Linked DNA regions of Homo sapiens: region 1 is linked to region 2. The links are chromatin contacts, found by Hi-C or POLR2A ChIA-PET in ENCODE. All regions are on one chromosome and are shown on one strand. Each heading gives the region's core, a stretch centred on a gene start or an enhancer-like site at or near the end of the contact. The rest is flanking DNA. Distances are from core to core; before and after follow the strand shown. Region 1 holds the start of MRI1 (methylthioribose-1-phosphate isomerase 1). Region 2 holds the start of SAMD1 (sterile alpha motif domain containing 1).

Region 1 (3,921 bases), core at 1,302-3,801, 330 kb after region 2:
TGTCTCAAAAAAAAAAAAAAAAAAAAAAAAAAAAATATATATATATATATATATATATATATATGTGGATGTGCATAGGTCATGCAAATATGATGGCATTTTTATATCAGAGACTTGAGCATCCATGGATTTTGGTATCTGTGGGAGGTCCTGGAACCAGTCCCCCACAGATATTGAAGGATGACTGTACTTATTTTGCCTGTTGACTGTTCCTTCTGCTTCCCTGGGACCCCTGAGAGCAGAGATTTTGTCTGTTTTGTTCACTGCTGCGTCCCCAGCAAATGGCGGTGTCTGAGCCACAGCAGGTGCTTACTAAATGCTGGGTGAGTGAATGAATCAAAGGCAGAGGTCTTTCCATTAAGGCCTCAGTTCCCAGGGATGAAGGTGGGACTCAGGCAGGTAGGGAAATTTCCTGGTGAATTTAGGGTCAAGTGGAATCTGCTGCCTTGGCCCCCTACAGCCCACTCCCCCTGTCTCCTGGTCACAGCTACCTAATCTTTCTCTGCTCACTCCCTTCTCCCCAGTTCCTCCTGGAGTCCACGTCCTGCCCTGGCTCTAGGCATATGGCTCAGGCGGGGCCCATCGAATGACTGCTCTGGGATGGGCAGGTGCCCTAGTGGACCCCCTGAGATACAAGGAGACTTTTCTAGTATAGGAGGCTCTTTTCCTCATGATTTGGACCCTAACAGCCGCCTGCCAGCCCATGGAACCTGAAGATGAAGGAGGGCAGAGCTGAAGCACAGAGATAGATAGGTCCTGATGCTACTGGTTGAGCCCCTTGATCTTGCCATACCTGAAGCCAACTGTATAAGTGTTTCCGTACTAGAACTAGTACCTTCCCATTTTTTTTGTGGATAAAGTGGTTTGGGTTTGGGATTCTTTCTCTTGTATCTAAAAAAGTTCCTAGAAGGCCCTCCCCTACCCCCTGAGGAGGCCCTCTCACCTAGGGCTGTACCATAGCCAGCGGTGGCCAGAGCACCAGTGTTACAGTGGGTCAGCACAGTCACCTTGCCACCGCTGGGGGCCACCCGCTCCAGGAGGTGGCGGGCTCCTAGGTCCCCAATGCTTCGGTTGTCTCTGAGGTCTTTCTCCAGCATGTCCTCGGTGCAGCAGATCACTCTGGGGTGACAAGGAGTTTTCAGCACCAGCCACCAGGACCCGGGGCCCAGGCCAACGCCTCCTCTCTGCCTAACGCTGCTGTCCTGGAGCCCTCCTGCTCAAAGCCTCTCATTGCTGTGGGGCCTGGACCCTTCGGCCAGGGCCACCGAAGTGTCACTCCGTTCATTCATGCAAAGACATGTTTACCAAGCAGTTCCGGTATGACCCAGCAGTAAACAAGACAAAAATCTCTGCTCCTGTGGAGTTGACACTGGGGTGAGTGAGCCAGCTGATGAAGAGATAATAAAATGAAGGAAAAGCCGGCAGAATCAGGCAACAGAGAGCAGCGGGTGAGCTGGATCATATAGAATGGTGGAGGAGGGCGCTATGGATACCTGGCCCGCACCAATGGCACGTGCAAAGGCTGTAAGGCAGGCTCGAGCTTGGTGGGGTAAAGTGACATTGCAGGGAGGGCTGGAGCAGAAAGGAAGTGGGGGGAAAAAGATGGCAGGAAGGGGACCAGGACAGGAAAAAAAGTTCCTCAAAAGCAGAAACCAAGAGAACACGGAGATACTAAAAAGGGCCTCCAAGGGCGGATAAGGGGCTGCGTGTATTCAGGGGAGGCACGATTAAGGAGTTAGGTTTCAGGGCCAGGCTGCCCAGGCTAGACTCTGGGCCCCATCTGTGGGGCCCTGGACAAGGGACTTAAGGTCGCCGTGCCTCAGTCTCCCCATCTGTGGGGCCCTGGACAAGGGACTTAAGGTCGCCGTGCCTCAGTTTCCCCATCTGTATAGTGGGTCACTGTACTTAAAAAGAGTCAATATAATTCCTGCTCAGCGCCGTGCCTGGTACCAGATCCCCGTACCTCTCCCGGACCGCCTCTTCCGTAGCGCCCTCCCGTTCGGCCTCCCGGGCTGCAACATCAGCCAGGTCGCGGGCGGCGCGGGCCATGTTGACAGCGGTGGGCCGGGCGGTGACGAGGAAGCTCAGCTTGTCGCGCACGAAGGCCACGAGCGCGGCGAGTCCCGGTCCCCCGGCGCCCGCCTGCAGCTCCACGGCGAGGCTGAGACAGCCCACCAGGGCTATGGCCGGGGCGCCCCGCACCTGCGGGGCAGGGATTTGGGCGTCGGAAGCTGCAGGCGCGGGCGCACTCCCACCTCCAACCCGGCCGCCCCGCCGCCCCGCCGCCCCGCCGCCCCGCCGCCCCGCCGCCCCGCCGCCCCGCCGCCCCGCCGCCCCGCCGCCCCGCTGCACCTTCATGGCGCGGATGGCCTCCCAGGCCTGGTGCACCGAGCCCACCGCCTCGTAGCGGCTCTGCTTGGGCAGCAGCAGCTGGTCTAGGATCTGCAGGGAGCCCCGCGAGTAGCGGATCGCCTCCAGGGTCATGGTGCAGCAGCCAAGCCCAGCGCAACTCAGAGGGAGCTAGGGGTCCGCGCGCACTTGGGAGCGGGGCGGGGCCGTGGGCGGAGCCTCCCCCGGAAAAAGAGACACGCACATGCGCATCCAACCCGATTCCACGGGTTCCCAGGAGGCGGATTCCACGGGTTCCCAGGAGGCGGATTCCACGGGTTCCCAGGAGGCGGATTCCACGGGTTCCCAGGAGGCGGATTCCACGGGTTCCCAGGAGGCGGATTCCACGGGTTCCCAGGACGCGGATTCCACGGGTTCCCAGGACGCGGATTCCACGTGGCCGAACCCACTCCACGACTCCTGCCAAGCCCGAACGGAGTGAGCCGCCTCCTCGGAACCACAAAAGTGGCAGCATTTATGGGACGCCTAGTGGATACCAGGCCCCGTGTTTAACAACCTGCTGTCTAGAGTTAGGGATGTATCCCCAGTGGCAAGGTAACATCAAGTGTTCAAACCAAAGAATTTGTTAAATGATCTTCCAAGGTTGAGGGGGAGGTAGTGGGGGGTCGTGTGCCCCTTGATGGATGCAAGGCTGTTTCTGGGCCATTTTCTGCTCGGTTTCATTCAAAAGTAACATGCAGGACAGGCGCTGTGGCTCACGCCTGGAATCCCAGCATTTTGGGAGGCCGAGTCGGGCAGATCACTTGAGGTCAGGAGTTCGAGACCAGCCTGGCCAACATGGTGAAACCCAGTCTCTACTAAAAATACAAAAAATTAGCTGGGCGTGGTGGCGCACACCCGTAGTCCCAGCTGCTCGGGAGGCTGAGGCAGAAGAATCACTTGAACCCAGGAGGCAGAGGTTGCAGTGAGCCGAGATCGCGCCACTGCACTCCAGCCTGGGTGACAGAGCAAGACTCGGTCTCAAAAACAAAACAAAAAAACCCCAAAAGTAACATGCACGGGGGGCTTTTCCATGGGCCACCCCTGGGCTGGGTATAATAAAAAGCTCACACCTGTGTGCTCCAGCCCCTGCTGCATCTGGCACACATCCTGGGTACCCCGTGTGCCTTGTCCCTGGCCTTGTGTGTGTGGTTCCTGGCCCCCTTTTCACCCTTCACACTTGGCCCATGCCTCCTCCTCCAGGAAGTCTGTCCTGATTCCTGGCCAACCGGGACCACCACCTTGAGACTCTTGTTACTCTGGAAGGGGACCATGTCTGTGGTCACAGCTATGACCCTATACCAGCATTTGCTGATGAGAGGCCTACCAAGCTTGGTCAAGGTGGGGGGGTGGGGGGGCAGCCCCAGGGTCCATCTAACAACCCAAGACAGGGAAGAAGAGACAGGTCTTTAATGTACGGAGTCTCACAAGGCACAAACACCCTCACCAGGACCAAATAAATAACTCCACGGTTGCAGGAAGGCGCGGTCTGGGGAGGATGCGGCATCTGAGCTCTCCCAGGGCTGGTGGGCG
Region 2 (3,832 bases), core at 1,064-3,563:
TTGGTCGGGGGGGTGGGAGGGTTGGATTGAACAGCCAGAGGGCCCCAGAGTTCCTTGCATCTAATTTCACCCCCACCCCACCCTCCAGGGTTAGGGGGAGCAGGAAGCCCAGATAATCAGAGGGACAGAAACACCAGCTGCTCCCCCTCATCCCCTTCACCCTCCTGCCCCCTCTCCCACTTTTCCCTTCCTCTTTCCCCACAGCCCCCCAGCCCCTCAGCCCTCCCAGCCCACTTCTGCCTGTTTTAAACGAGTTTCTCAACTCCAGTCAGACCAGGTCTTGCTGGTGTATCCAGGGACAGGGTATGGAAAGAGGGGCTCACGCTTAACTCCAGCCCCCACCCACACCCCCATCCCACCCAACCACAGGCCCCACTTGCTAAGGGCAAATGAACGAAGCGCCAACCTTCCTTTCGGAGTAATCCTGCCTGGGAAGGAGAGATTTTTAGTGACATGTTCAGTGGGTTGCTTGCTAGAATTTTTTTAAAAAAACAACAATTTAAAATCTTATTTAAGTTCCACCAGTGCCTCCCTCCCTCCTTCCTCTACTCCCACCCCTCCCATGTCCCCCCATTCCTCAAATCCATTTTAAAGAGAAGCAGACTGACTTTGGAAAGGGAGGCGCTGGGGTTTGAACCTCCCCGCTGCTAATCTCCCCTGGGCCCCTCCCCGGGGAATCCTCTCTGCCAATCCTGCGAGGGTCTAGGCCCCTTTAGGAAGCCTCCGCTCTCTTTTTCCCCAACAGACCTGTCTTCACCCTTGGGCTTTGAAAGCCAGACAAAGCAGCTGCCCCTCTCCCTGCCAAAGAGGAGTCATCCCCCAAAAAGACAGAGGGGGAGCCCCAAGCCCAAGTCTTTCCTCCCAGCAGCGTTTCCCCCCAACTCCTTAATTTTATTCTCCGCTAGATTTTAACGTCCAGCCTTCCCTCAGCTGAGTGGGGAGGGCATCCCTGCAAAAGGGAACAGAAGAGGCCAAGTCCCCCCAAGCCACGGCCCGGGGTTCAAGGCTAGAGCTGCTGGGGAGGGGCTGCCTGTTTTACTCACCCACCAGCTTCCGCCTCCCCCATCCTGGGCGCCCCTCCTCCAGCTTAGCTGTCAGCTGTCCATCACCTCTCCCCCACTTTCTCATTTGTGCTTTTTTCTCTCGTAATAGAAAAGTGGGGAGCCGCTGGGGAGCCACCCCATTCATCCCCGTATTTCCCCCTCTCATAACTTCTCCCCATCCCAGGAGGAGTTCTCAGGCCTGGGGTGGGGCCCCGGGTGGGTGCGGGGGCGATTCAACCTGTGTGCTGCGAAGGACGAGACTTCCTCTTGAACAGTGTGCTGTTGTAAACATATTTGAAAACTATTACCAATAAAGTTTTGTTTAAAAAAAAAGTGTCGCTGGTGTTCTCGACTTCGATCACCCACCCACACACCCCCAGGGGGTTGGAAAGGGAATTTCGGACCCCAGCGTGCAGGCCGATCAGGTCCTGGCTTGAAGTCCTTGTAACCAGGGTTTAGCTGAAATTCCGGCACTCCTTCGGCCCCGCAGGAGAAACGAGCGTCAAACTGCCCTTTGACCCCAGATTCGGGGTCCCCAAATCTGCGGCGCGCCCCCTCGGCGTCCAGCCCGGGACCGAGAGGGCGCTCTAGGGAGGCGCTGGGGCTGGCGCGCCAGGAGGCCGAGCGGCGGCGGGGGCGGCCCTGGCAGGGGGAGTAGAAGGGGGAGAGGGTGCGCGCCCCCCTTCCCGCATCCTCAGCGCCGGGCCAGGCGCGCCTGAGGGACGCGGGGGCGGCGGCAGCAGGAGGGTCCCCGCAGCACCCTGCGAGCGCGGCAGCCCCGGCCCGCGGGCGGCGAGTTCCCGGTAAGTGCGGTCCCGAGAGCGGAGCGCGCTGGAGAGGCGTGGAGAGGGGGGCTGGGCGCCGGGGACGTCTGGGTCCCGCGCCCAATGGCTGGAGGGCGGCCGAGCGCCGCCCGCCCGCCCTGCCCGCCCCCTCTCCACTCCCCCCGGCACTCCCCTCCCCCTCCCCCGCCCGCCGCTTTCCCCCGCCCCCGCCCCGGGCCAACTCCGCGGCGCCTCCTTAAAAAGCGCGCGGGAGTTGTAAGGGGGGGCCGGAGCGAGCCGGAGTGAGCGAGAGCGCAGGGTAAAGGGGGCGGGCGGGGGGCCCGGGCTCCACCTTAAAAGCGGGCGCGTGGGGGTGGGAGGGAGGAAGGCGGGCGGCGGGGAGGAGGGAGGGAGGGAAGGAAGGGGGGCCGGAGTGTCCCGGGCGCAGGGCGCGCGTGCGGCGGCGGCGGCGGCGGGGAGGGGCCGGCCGCGCCGCGCTCCCCTCCTCCCCCTCGCATCCCCGGCCCCGCGCGCGCCCAGCAGAAGCGGGTCTGTGTGTGCGTGCGTGCGAGTGAGTGAGTGTGTGCATATTTTTTTCTCTCTTTTCTTTCTCTCTCACTGTTTTTTCCTCTCTCTCTCTCTCCCTCTCTCTCTCTTTTTTTTTTTTTTTTTTTTGCAAAGAAACAGCAGCGCCGCCGCCGCTCCGCCGAGGCGCTGCGCCCCCCGGGGGGGGAGGCGGAGGAGGCGGGCAGCGGCGGAGGGAGGGGAGCCGGGGAGGGGGGCGCCGCGCTGGGAGGGAGGCAGCGCGCACGGTGCAGCCGGGCCGGGCGGGAGGCATGGCGGGGCCCCCGGCCCTACCCCCGCCGGAGACGGCGGCGGCCGCCACCACGGCGGCCGCCGCCTCGTCGTCCGCCGCTTCCCCGCACTACCAAGAGTGGATCCTGGACACCATCGACTCGCTGCGCTCGCGCAAGGCGCGGCCGGACCTGGAGCGCATCTGCCGGATGGTGCGGCGGCGGCACGGCCCGGAGCCGGAGCGCACGCGCGCCGAGCTCGAGAAACTGATCCAGCAGCGCGCCGTGCTCCGGGTCAGCTACAAGGGGAGCATCTCGTACCGCAACGCGGCGCGCGTCCAGCCGCCCCGGCGCGGAGCCACCCCGCCGGCCCCGCCGGCGCCGCCACAGCAGCAGCAGCCGCCGCCGCCGCAGCCACAGCCGCCGCCGGAGGGGGGCGCGGTGCGGGCCGGCGGCGCGGCGCGGCCCGTGAGCCTGCGGGAAGTCGTGCGCTACCTCGGGGGCAGCGGCGGCGCCGGCGGTCGCCTAACCCGCGGCCGCGTGCAGGGGCTGCTGGAGGAGGAGGCGGCGGCTCGAGGCCGTCTGGAGCGCACCCGTCTCGGAGCGCTTGCGCTGCCCCGCGGGGACAGGCCCGGACGGGCGCCGCCGGCCGCCAGCGCCCGCCCGTCTCGCAGCAAGGTGAGCGCGCCGGGGAGCGGGGGCGCCGCGCGGTGGGCAGGTGCGGGCGAAGTTGGTGGCGGGGGCGCGAGTCCCGGGAGGAACTGGGTGGCGGGTGGCTGGGGCTTTGCGCGCGTTTCCTGCGGGCTCGGTGCGTGGTGACCTTGGCAAGTGATTGAATCTCCCGGAGCCTCAGTTTCCTCCGCTGTAAACGCGGTTTAATAACAGTAGCGACCCCTTGGGGTTGTTGAGCGAGTTTAGTAAGATTTGGTTGTCGAGGGCTTTAGTTAACACAGAGCCTGGCACGGAGTGAATGCGTAAAAGTTAGTCCGTATTGTTCTTAAAGGTGGAATCGGTTCCTCCTCCCCACCGCCCGGACGCCACAGTCAGGGTCTGGGATTAGAACAGCTACTAATTTTGCATGCTTCTCTCCTCGGCTCCAGAGAGGTGGAGAAGAGCGAGTACTTGAGAAAGAAGAGGAAGAAGATGATGATGAAGATGAAGATGAAGAAGATGATGTGTCAGAGGGCTCTGAAGTGCCCGAGAGTGACCGTCCTGCAGGTGCCCAGCACCA

The links. Hi-C counts contacts between places; a loop is a spot of excess contacts on that map. ChIA-PET counts read pairs that join two places held with the same protein, here RNA polymerase II (POLR2A). Pooled maps may share reads with other maps.
Region 1: a loop to region 2 is called in a map of ovary, with 2.1 times the contacts of the local background. The contact joins the promoter of MRI1 here to the promoter of SAMD1 in region 2. A Hi-C loop is called at or near these places in 10 of 168 maps with a recorded cell type or tissue (CD4-positive, alpha-beta T cell, CD4-positive, alpha-beta memory T cell, CD8-positive, alpha-beta T cell and 5 more), 6 of 37 single-sample maps with no recorded cell type and 16 of 50 pooled maps. POLR2A ChIA-PET finds 5 or more read pairs at or near these places in 5 of 52 experiments (CD4-positive, alpha-beta memory T cell, CD8-positive, alpha-beta memory T cell, H1 and 2 more).

The regions. Positions count from the first base shown.
Region 1 is chr19:13,763,152-13,767,072 of GRCh38, reverse strand. It overlaps MRI1 (methylthioribose-1-phosphate isomerase 1), which reads right to left and starts at 2,551. Exons shown (of 6, transcript NM_001031727.4): 1 at 2,353-2,551; 2 at 1,964-2,202; 3 at 944-1,119. The coding sequence starts at 2,484. It overlaps YJU2B (YJU2 splicing factor homolog B), which reads right to left. Exons shown (of 10, transcript NM_030818.4): 10 at 3,784-3,921. RefSeq lists enhancers at 725-1,354, 3,824-3,921 and a silencer at 2,132-2,181.
Region 2 is chr19:14,089,232-14,093,063 of GRCh38, reverse strand. It overlaps SAMD1 (sterile alpha motif domain containing 1), which reads left to right and starts at 2,313. Exons shown (of 5, transcript NM_138352.3): 1 at 2,313-3,279; 2 at 3,702-3,832. The coding sequence starts at 2,644. PRKACA (protein kinase cAMP-activated catalytic subunit alpha) reads left to right here. Exons shown (of 10, transcript NM_002730.4): 10 at 1-1,376. RefSeq lists silencers at 1,578-1,907, 1,958-2,007, 2,148-2,367, 2,698-2,957, 3,258-3,307.